Linked DNA regions of Mus musculus: region 2 is linked to region 1. Evidence: chromatin contacts called from ENCODE Hi-C data. All regions are on one chromosome and are shown on one strand. Each heading gives the region's core, a stretch centred on a gene start or an enhancer-like site at or near the end of the contact. The rest is flanking DNA. Distances are from core to core; before and after follow the strand shown.

Region 1 (5,673 bases), core at 1,381-3,880:
TCCTTATGTAGACCAGGCTGGCCTTGAACCTATAGAGCTCCATCTGCCTTTGCCTCACCCTCAAGCCCCCGTGCTGTAACTAAAGATATGCACCACCATACGGCAGGGTCATGGGTTTTTTCTTTTAACAAAGGAAGAAAATGAAGCCTCTCTAAGCAGAGAACTTGTCCACCACCACAGCTGGCAAGGGGCAGAACTGAGGCTTGAATACAGACGCTTCCACGCTATACCCCACTTAACACCAAGAAAAATAGCCAAAATGCACCTATTAAATTTATTAGGATAGCTTAGTGGTTAAGACCACTGCTGTCCCTGCAGAGGACCTGAGTTTAATTTCTGGCACCTATACGGTGGCTCACAACCAGTAACTCTAGTTCCAGGTCTGAAATCACCTTGACTTCCTTAGGCACCAGGCACATAAGCAGTGCACATACGTACATGCCAACAAAACACTCACACATATGAAATAACAAATATAAAACCATTAAAATTTATTAAATTCCATATGTAAAACCAGAGGCTCATATGGCCGTTTCTACCTTTAACATTAACACACAATAGAAAGTCCACTGTGCTATCATGAGCCTGGAAAACAGTGTTATCACAGATAACAGTAAGATGGCTCCTGTCCTCAGTGAAGTAACTTAGAAACCATCACTCAGAGCAAGTCTTCTGATCCAAACAAAGACGACGCAGACACAAAACAGAAACACTCTATTTACTCACACAAAACACTCTCAGGTTCTGGTTTGTCTGTTTTAGATTTTTGAGACAAGGCTCACTATGTAGCCCAGGCTAGCCTTGAACTCTCCAAGTAGCCTGAGCTGGCCTTATACTTGTGATCCACCTGCTTTTGACTCTAGAGGGCCAGAGACCCTGTTTTCACGCCATTTCTGTTGATAAGAACCCAAGTTGCGTATCTCAGTGTTGTCCAGATTTAATCTGATGGCCGCACACAGGAAACAAAGCTAAGTCCTCTCACACAGCAAAATGTTCTTGGAATGACCGTCCTAAGTCAGTGTCTCTTCATGGCGTACGTACTCCCCAATGTCTGCTTGGTGGAACACCACAATTGCCATGGGGTCCACTTTTCGGCAGTCTTGGGTAGACTTTGCTGCCACCCCAAAACCCTGGAATTGAAAGAACAGACATTCATTTATAAGGAAACAAAACAAAACAAAAACTATATTGAAACAGCTGTATCTTTGAGAACTGTGAAAGGAGCCAAGAAGTCAGTCTCCGAGCTGCTGACTGAAACTTCATCCTTTCCAGTGGGTACCTGGCATTTGCCGTGATGGATGGCTACCGTGGCTACTCACCAGAGGAATGTCCGCCATGGAATAGACAACCACTCCCTGGTACTGAGATGTGTTCTCAGTAATTCGACCCAGACCGGATTTCAACACATGGTTTCCATACAAGAAGGACTGCTCTGCTCCCGGCTTTACCCACACTTTATACTGAAAGAGAGTTAAAAGCCAAGACACAAGGATGTTGGGCTATATCCCTAAATGCGGATTAGCAGCTGCTTCCGAGTTTAAGGAGAGGTGGGGAACCTTTAAGTTGTTTGGACCCCCCCCCCACTTTTTTGTTTTTGTTTGTTTGTGGGTTTTTTGTTTTTTTTTGAGACAGTGTTTCTCTGTGTAGCCCTGGCTGTCCTCGAACTCAGAAGTCCGCCTGTCTCTGCCTCCCAAGTGCTGGGATACCCCAATTTTTGATCTTTCACCATGGAGTTCCTTCCTCAACCTAACATCGAAATTCAACCTTACATCGAAATGCTCACATAATCAGCAATTTCCTTTTTTTTTCCCCTTGGACCCTAGGATCACCCTCACCACTGGCACTTGTGTCTTCGTCTCTGCTTTCTGAGATCCAGCTGACACGGTGGAGGCCTGTTTTCCTGTAGACAACTAGGCTATGCAGCTCCATGGCCATAACCCTTCCTAAACGTGTCCAAGCAGCAATATCGACAAACAACTTCTTAGGCTGACGCTGTCCAGAAACTCGTTGGAAAGAATCTGTGCTCTGACCTGGCCGCCGTCACCCGGGACTTCATCCCGGATGGCAACCTGGAGACCAGGCCCCCACAACGTACCTTGGCATAGGGGGCCAGGTAATCCAGAGCTGTCACGTGCAAGCGGAACTTGTGGGTCTTGGTAAACTTCCCAAAACACGTCCCCAGCGACACGAGCTTGTCTCCGGAGATGTTGGCGGCCAGCTTCAGCATCATCTCACTACAGGGGCGCGGGAGGAAGGTACCCGGTGACGACCAGGGATGGATGCACGCCTCCAGCCCGCCACGCAGTGGGCAGCACGCCCCACCTCACCTCACATAGTACACTCGGTCGTTGTGCAGCCGGAAACAGTACGTGCCGTCGGGTCTGTCCACTAGGAGTTGAAGGTTCTCTCCGATGCTGAGGGCAACAAGACCAGCGTCTGAGCCGGGACCGTCCCGCCCCGGAGCCGCATCCCCACTCCCCGCACGCCCGTCCCTCATCCGCCTCTCCAGTTCTTACTACTTCGCGATCTTCTCAAACATGACCCGGGTCTCTTCTTCAGTCAAGGGCCTCATCTTGCCGCTTGCTTGGCTCCCGGGAATCCTCGTGCCTGGAGAGCCGGAAGCGGAAGTCACTTTCCCACCCGCCCACTTCCTGGGGTCCACGAACGCGTGTCTCTCTAGCCTAATTCTCCGTGATCTTTGCGCAGCCGCCGCCTACCGTGGCGGACTTCCGGGGACCGAAAGCCGGCTAGATGAGAAACCATAGAGACGGGAAATGTTTCCCCCAATCGTTTCCGTTTCCCAGGAGCGAAACCGGCTCTGAAGAGGAAGTGACGGTACCGTGCTTGAGAGATGGCGGCCGCTCTCCCTCTCCAGCCCTCCACGACCGCTTCGGCCACGACGACAGCCACGGCCGTCGCGCTGGGGGAGGTGGAAGATGAGGGCCTCCTGGCGTCGCTATTCCGGGACCGCTTCCCCGAAGCTCAGTGGCGTGAGAAGCCCGACGTGGGCCGCTACCTCCGGGAGCTGAGCGGCTCCGGGCTGGACCGGCTGCGGCGCGAACCCGAGCGCTTGGCGGAAGAGCGGGCCCAGCGGCTGCAGCAGACGCGCGACCTGGCTTTCGCCAACTACAAGACGTTCATTCGCGGGGCCGAGTGCACCGAGCGCATCCACCGGCTCTTCGGCGACGTGGAGGCGTCCCTCGGGCGCCTGCTCGACCGTCTGCCCCGCTTCCAGCAGAGCTGCAGGTGCGGCTGGCCTGATGGGGACGGGCGCGTCATTGTATCTGCCAGGACGCTATCGTCATGACCCAAGCGTAGTGTACAGGGCTCTCTCCTGATTGCCTTGTTAATCCACTTAAACTTCACAGCAGCCATCTAGGTAGGTAGCGTCATTATTTTACAGACGAGGAAGTCGAAGTGAAGTGACTTGTCCAAGAACACAGCTAGTAAGTTTCCAAGAATTGGAAGCTAGGAGTCCACTACTCCCTCATAGGCTGTTGTTTAAATAATAAACATTCAGCCAGTCTTATTGACACTTGTGATCCCAGTATTCGAGTCACAGAGTCATCATCCTAGTCTGAGTATTGAATTCATGGACAGCCTGAGCTACATGAGACATTCAAACAAACTAAAAAATGTATGCATCCGGGCGGTGGTGGCGCACGCCTTTAATCCCAGCACTTGGGAGGCAGAGGCAGGCGGGTTTCTGAGTTCAAGGCCAGCCTGGTCTACAGAGTGAGTTCCAGGACAGCCAGAGCTATGCAGAGAAACCTTGTCTCGAAAAACCAAAAATAAATAAATAAATAAAATTATGCAAGGCAGTTCATTGAGCCTGACATAGTTAACCCTATATAAATGTGGGCTGGAGGTGCTCAGCTTCAAAATGTCCATCGATAGGAAGCTGACAGATCCTATTTGTCATTGTAGGTTGTCAAAAAGCATTTCCTTTTTAAGCTATGTTACATTTCTAGGCCCTCGATCTAATACACTTAGTTCTGCTATCCAGCAGGTCAATTTTTCTTTGGAAGCTTGGATATTAAAAACAGGTTGTGTACCCCATATGTCTGAAAAGAGATTCAGGACTGCATAAAGCGAGTTTCTGGAATTACTATAGAAAAGTGGAGAAAGTTTAAGTGGGAGCGCGAAAGATACATAGCAGCACATAACATGAAGACCTGAAGAATCTTAGGGCAAAAGTGTGGCTTATAGAGTGGTTAGTGCTCTATTAGAAAAATATTAGTAGCTACTTTAAAATGTGTATCTCACCTGCATGTATGTCTGTGCACCATATGTGCCCAAAGGAGGTTAGAAGAGGGTGTCAGATATCCTGGGACTAGAATTATAGGTGGTTGTGAGCCACTAGGTATATGTGTTGGGACCTAAGCTGGGGTCCCCTGCAAGAGCAGTGATCACAGAGCCACTTCTCCAGCCTTAAGTCCAGCTAGTAAGGGATTTGTAGACGCTTTCCATACATTTACTTTATGTAAGGTCTTACATACATGCCATCTTGCCTGTCTCTAACATTCACACCAATGAAAAGACAGGTCCAGAGAAGCCAAGTACCTTGCCGTAACATAGACCTCCTTCGTGAGACCTAGAGCAGTTCAGTCCCAAATGTTGACAGTCTGGGCAGCCAATATAAATCTACAAGCCATTTTTAAAATGACATGGAGGGAGGGGTACCACCATGTTGATGTGGAAGTCAGAGGACAGCTTGTAGGGTGGGTTCTCTCTCCAGTGAGGGGATCACACTTAGGTCAGCAGGCTTGTTGGCAGGCACTAGGCACTGTACCCACTGAGCCATTGTGACGACTCCATGCAAGCAATCAATTAATGAAAAGTTTCTTAAATCTTGAGTTAAAAGTTCTTTCAAGTGTAATAGAAATTGTAGATTTGGTGTGAGGATTTTGTTTGAGATAGGGTTGCACTATGTATCTATCCCTAGCTGGTCTGCCTCAACTTCTGGAGGGCTGGGATCATGGGTGTGCCCCACCAGAGCCAGCCTTGTGGGAAGATTTTTTTTTTTTTCCCGAGACAGGGTTTCTGTGTGTAGCTCTGGCTGTCCTGGAACTCACTCTGTAGACCAGGCTGGCCTCGAAATCAGAAATCCTCCTGCCTCTGCCTCCCAAGTGCTGGGATTAAAGGCGTGTGCTACGACCGCCCAGCGGGAAGATTTTAAATAAACTAGGTAAACCATCTAGCCCGTGTCTAGTAAGTGCTTGGTAACAAACTGCTGTGTAGGATAATAAGGAAATACACTTTCCTGATCGGCTCTAGGAACTTTGTGAAGGAAGCTGAGGAGATCAGCTCCAGCCGCCGCATGAACACGCTGACTCTAAACCGGCACACAGAAATCCTGGAGATTTTAGAGATACCCCAGCTTATGGACACGTGTGTCCGAAACAGCTATCATGAAGAGGCGCTGGAGCTTGCCGCCTATGTACGGCGACTGGAAAGGAAGTACTCCTCCATCCCCGTTATCCAGGTAGCCACCTTGCCCAGGGGCCTCAAGCTGATGATCTGATAGTTAATTCTGTGATTGTGACTACACTTACACGTAGAAACCTTTGCATAGTTCATATCTTTCTGCCAGCCAGGTAAGCTGAACAGAAGATATTGGTACACTCATTCAAAGATCCTATTCCTCATGTGCCAGATACTGACTTAGGTACT
Region 2 (5,664 bases), core at 1,888-4,387, 2.5 Mb before region 1:
AGTGCTTTTGATCGCCTGGTCTACTTCTTTCTTGCTGGTCAGTTTGGGCAAGAGGAAGCTCATCTTGAAAAAGTCCAATGCTAGTCCGCACTATCAATTCTGCAGTGTCTAAAGGCTGCTGAGATGAAGTGCGTGGGTCCTAACAGAAAGAAGACAACACCATTTAGTAGTGACCAGACACTGAGGTGATTTAAAAAGAAACCTTTTAGGAAGCCCATTTTGTGAAGACGTCTCACCCCTTGCTTGCCACCTCTGGGTCCATCCTGACACACTAGGTAACTTCTCACAATAATTTCTCATGTGTTTCTAAGTGAAATTAAAGATTTGAATTAGAACAGAGTAGGAGGACTGGAGAGATGGCTCAGCAGTTGATAGCACTGGCAGCTTTTCCAAAGGTCCTGAGTTCAATTCCCAGCAACCACATGGTGGCTCCCAACTGTAATGAGAGCTGATGCCCTCTTCTGTTGTGTCTGAAGACAGCTACACTGTACTCATACACACAAAATAAATAAATCTTTAAAAAAGCCACATCAGAGTAGGAAGACAAAGCAAAGCTTTAACTTCAGAGTGCTGCTCCCACCCAAGAGGCCTGGGGGAGCCACGGGTAGCTGAGTAGGGAGGCAAGCATCTGCACAAAGGAGGCCCGCCTGCAGCTGAAGGATGCGGCTGTGCCTCAGAGCACTGCCAGACTGCAGAAAGAACCACAGCTTATGGCAAGTGCTGAAGCAGACAAACTTGACCTCAGCAGTCTGGAGTAGGAGGGAGAGTGGCTGGAAGGTGGGGTGGCAGAGGTGGGGACATGATTCACCCTTTCTGCGCTTTGCATTGTTTTAATATAACGTTTACTGAACTTCCCATATCCCTACACAAAAGACTTTGAGATTCCATACTACTTCATTTGTGGACCATACTTCATGGGTCCTTCATTGACGAATGTTTGTATATTCTCGAGTCCTGACTTAAGGGGACTTCCTAGATACACTTAATCACATGGCAAACAGACCAACTAAGAGTGTGTGAAAGTCATAATTAAATAAATGACTCAGAGGAGACTGAGGTAGAGGGGCCTCATCTGACCTTCTCTCTGTCTTCCTTTGGTGCTGGGCTTCTCACTCTATAGACTAGTTCATTCTGTTACTCTTCTAGCTGTGAGACAAAGGCTAGAACTCATGCTACAAAATTGCTAGTCTAGCTCCTAATTTTTGGCAAGTCATTTCCTAATTGAAAAATCCCATGACTGACAAGTCACTATTGACAGTACCCACAGAAGATGCAACTGGGATATTAGTTACTCTGCATTTAATTTCAAGGCTTGTTAATGCTATGAAATGTGATTTGCCTTTCTCCCCTTCATCAAAAATTATATTTCGTGGTCTGGATTAGGGCTGGGAGGATAGCTCAGTTAGTAAAGTGCTTGCCTGGGAAGGGTGAGGACCCAGTTCGATCCCCGGAAGCCATCTAAAAAGAAGCCTGGCCTGCGAGAGTAGCTCACGAACTCAGTGCACTCAGCCAGATCCTTGGGATTTGGTGGCCAGTCAGCCTAGCCAGTTCACCAAGTTGCAGGGCAGCCTGAGACCTTGTTGTCAACAATACAAAACAAAACAAACCCAAACCCAAACACCTAAGGTTGCCTTTGGTGTACAAACATGCACTGACAGGTGTATATACATGAGTATATACTCATGCACATACACAACAATGCACACATAAGATATGAATAAAATTTACACAAGAAATGAAATTGTTCCACCTATAAGCCACAGTTTATTTTAATAGTTTTATGTGCATGTCTTCCTGCCTATATGTCAAATTCCCTGGGACTGGAGTTAAAGATAGATGTGAGGTGCCACGTGGGTGCTGGGAGCTGAATCCCTGGTCATGTGGAAGAGCAGTCAGTGGTCTCAACCTCTGAGCCATCTCTCCAGCCTGTAGGTCACCCTTTAAATAGGGAAGCTGACTTCCAGGAGGGGTTTCATCAACTGTGAGTGTAGAACAAATTACTGATGAAAGAGAAACACAAAGAGAATTTGGACCCGTCTCGCCGTTAGAATTCACGTAAGCAAATCCCGTACTAGTAATAAAAAGAGGAAGGGGGAGTGTGGCGTGTCACCAGAGAGGGTCGGTGTGCTACAGGCCAGATGTTGGAAGGAGGGGGAAAGCGACACCACATCCAAGACAGTGTTCGCATGAGGGATGCAAATGGAGAATCATAAAAATTATGAACACTAAACACATTTGGAAAGCCAAGTTTTGCACGTAGACAAAGGATAGCAAGTTAAAAGGCAGATTTAAGAAATGCATTGAGTCTACAAACACCAAGTGAGACGGTAACACTCAGAATGGAGAGAGAGCGGAGGCATGCCTACTTCGTTGGAATTTGGATGCAAAAGCTCTTTGGAAAGAAAACTGGCCTCCTCTTTACACAACAGCTCTACTTTTGAGAATATGAACATAGACACAAAGACCTATGTTCATGTCTGTCAACAGGGCACTGATAGTAGTAGTCTTGCGAACTATCTTATACAGCTACTAAGAAAAGATTCGGAAGCAGTATGTAAAGTCTGATTCTTCTTTTTTGTAGAAACTTAACGTGTAATGCTTTCATAGGATAATGGAAATAAGCATCCTAAGATATAACCAAAGGACATATCTGAACATGAACTTATTTTCCAAGGATCTCGCTTAGTACCCCAGAGTGGCCTCAAACTTGTGGCAATCTTTATGCCTAAACCTCACAACTGCTGGGATTACAGCGGTATGTCACTTTAATCTACGTCAGGGCTGACGTCTACAAAACACCCAACGCATGTTTTTGATAAGAACCTGGTGGTTGGGTTCCCCCTGGTTCACAGGTGCCATGGAGGACACTTCGGTCTACATGTCAGCAACCCGGGCTCCTCCACCGGTTAGCTAGGGCACAACTGCCTCTTTCCTCACTGCCATCCTGGGAAAGACCCCAACTAACCTGGGCTGTATCCTTAGAAACGCTTCCTCCGACAGGAAAAAAAAAAAAAAAAAAAAAAAAAAATCCTCCCAAACGGAAGTGAGAAACACGGACGCAGAAAACGAACGTGCCACCGCGCGCCCCAGTCAATAGTCCGGTAATCCGACAAGATTATTTTAGTTCCTTTCCACTTTGCACTGGCCGCCAGCGACAGGAAGTGACGTCATTTCCGCCCTTAGTAAACATGGCCGGTCTCGTGTTGTCCTCCCTTGCACACCCCCGAGCCAGAGGCGGGGTGTTGACTCTTACGCCAAGCGCGATTGGTCGCAAGGAGACTCTGAACCCAGAGGAAGAGACTGAGGCTCGGAAGGCCTGTTCGCGGGGTTGCACTCTGGCGTCCCGGAACCCTGGATTTGTGGGCTGCTCTCGATGGTCTTTTTGGACGGATAGAAGGCTCCGCGCAGGGCATTATGGGACGATGATGGCCGCTTTCAAACAGCGGAATTTGCCTCTTTGAGACCCTCGGATCGAGCGGTGGCCGCGCTGGCGTCTCCAGATCAGGAACCGAAGGCCTCGAGAGTCGTGCTTGGTGAGGTGAGCGTCTCTTTCTCTTTCCAGATCTGTCCTTCGGCAGCCATGGCGGCTCCAGGCGGCCGGTGTCGGCTCGCGGCTTCTGTTTGGGCCCTGATTTCAGAGTTCCTCTAGTCCTTGTTACCCAAGTTTCTCTATTTGCTTGAGCGGAGAAGTTCATTCAGCCTTCTCCGGACTTTGTCCATGTTCTGGTCTCATCCCGGTGTTTGGGAACGGCCCCACGGAGATTCAGGGGTCCTCCCTGTGCCCTCGTTTAGGGCAGTACGCGAACCTGGTACCCGATAGTTGGAGAGCCTGGGTAGGGCTTCTGGTGCCTTCCTCCTGTCTCACTGAAGAGTCTCCACTAGATCTGGCGGATAATCTATAAGTAGAGTATTAACCCTAAGAGGAAAGGGCTCTTGTTTTTCCTTTATCGGTATTGTTGAGAATAGCAAGTGGATTAACGACGCATGCAGTAAGCAGTTGCTAACCTGAGAAGTCCATTGTGGCTTCTTTGTCACCGATGTTTCTCCATAGTCTGGCCGTGGACCGCTTTATTTGCTATTTTGAGCCGCTAATTAAGTCCTTCCTTGTCCTGTGTTGTGAATAATTTCCTGTCCAGAGAAATGTCTGACTTCCTGTTCGCTTTCAATAAATGATATCTAATCAGGTTTTTACTTTGCCATTTGTTAACAAGACAGACAGTAGTCTCTGCTTGCATGCAAATGACACTTTAGGATGTAAGTCGTTGTATCTCAGCCTTCCTGTCAAGATTTCTTAATATGCATATAAGATGCGACTTTGTTTCTCTCTTCTACCTCGGGAAACTTTTGCTTCTTCATCCACATTGTGTTGCAGCGCCCCTTGGGAGAGCTGTGCATGTTAATTAGAACACAGCAAAAGAAGTCTAGATTCAAAAGTCACAGTTCTCATGCTTTATAAACTTAATCGGAATGAGAATAATTAACTACATGTCCAACATAGGTCCAAGCTTATAATCGGGTGGTGTTAGATAAAGATGAATTTGACATCAGCCAAACACCTGGGAGGTCTTACAGTCTCTGAAACACGTTCCAGACATGCTCTTTCCTAACATTTCTTGGAAGTAATTTTGGCGAACACAGTTTGTTATTCAAGAGATTTTTTTTTTTTTTTTTTTTGCCTGCTATGGGATGCTTTTTTTCTCTTTTCCCACAAACCACTACTGATCCACAACAAAAGTCAGCAAGTGTGTAGAATATGGATGGTGAAATCGTGTGCTAGCTAACTTCTCTGCTCTGTGGAACTTGTGACTTAAAGGGAATGGGATGGGTGGGTGGGAGAATGCATATCAAAAACCAGGAAGGGAAGTCAGGGTACAGGAGCATAATACCAAGTATGCAACCGTCACATCAGTGTACCAACAATTGATTCTCACAGTGGTTCTGTGGATTGTGGAAAGCAGAAGTGATTGTGGTTTCACACATAGAGAACTAATGACTAACCAAGACAACTGCTTACTGTCCCAAAAAAACCAGAAAATGCCAAGAGCCTGGAGTGAGTTAGTTACTTAGTTTATTTCTTCCTTCCTTTCTTCCTTTCTTCCTTCCTTCCTTCCTTCCTTCCTTCCTTTCTCTCTCTCTCTCTCTCTCTCTCTCTCTCTCTCTCTCTCTTTCTTTCTTTCTTTCTTTCTTTCTTTCTTTCTTTCTTTCTTGTCTCACTAGAGAAGTGGGATGTGCTGCTACAGTTCATATGAAAAAGGCAAGCATGCCTGGCTTGTGTTCAGAGGCAGGGAGCTAATGGGGACTCCTAGAGGTGATTATTTTGGCCCATAAGTGGGAGGAAGTGTGTTCTGTAGAAGAGTGAGATAATGGGCAGAGGGACAAACTGGGAGGGAGAGAGCAAGAGAAGGAGAGAGAAAGAATATAAATGAGTGAATCCTTCACTAAATATCCTAGCTAGTGTGAAACTATGTAGCCCAGACTAGCTTCCCACTTGCCCCCCTCTGGAGCCTCTACCTCCCGTGCTGAGATTACAGGTGCATATCATGCCCAGCTCAATCGCCTGGGTTTTAATCAGGGTTTCTGACTTAAGTCCAGTTCCCCTATACTTCTCTTTATAAAAATCATTCTAGTCTGGTAAGAAGCCCTTAGTGAGGTTGATTCTTGTCT

The links. A loop is a pair of places that touch in the nucleus more often than their neighbours do.
Region 2: a loop to region 1 is called in a map of left cerebral cortex, with 7 times the contacts of the local background. The contact joins the promoter of Txnl4b here to the promoter of Nip7 in region 1. A Hi-C loop is called at or near these places in 2 of 37 maps with a recorded cell type or tissue (left cerebral cortex and v-Abl transformed pro-B cells).

Annotation. Positions count from the first base shown.
Region 1 is chr8:107,053,834-107,059,506 of GRCm38, reverse strand. It overlaps Nip7 (NIP7, nucleolar pre-rRNA processing protein), which reads right to left and starts at 2,630. Exons shown (of 5, transcript NM_025391.2): 1 at 2,517-2,630; 2 at 2,328-2,414; 3 at 2,096-2,234; 4 at 1,320-1,460; 5 at 1-1,130. The coding sequence starts at 2,572. The coding sequence ends at 1,011. Cog8 (component of oligomeric golgi complex 8) reads left to right here and starts at 2,770. Exons shown (of 5, transcript NM_139229.4): 1 at 2,770-3,246; 2 at 5,278-5,485. The coding sequence starts at 2,852.
Region 2 is chr8:109,563,365-109,569,028 of GRCm38, reverse strand. It overlaps Txnl4b (thioredoxin-like 4B), which reads right to left and starts at 3,137. Exons shown (of 4, transcript NM_175646.4): 1 at 2,966-3,137; 2 at 1-139. The coding sequence starts at 63. Dhx38 (DEAH (Asp-Glu-Ala-His) box polypeptide 38) reads left to right here and starts at 3,168. Exons shown (of 27, transcript NM_178380.2): 1 at 3,168-3,538.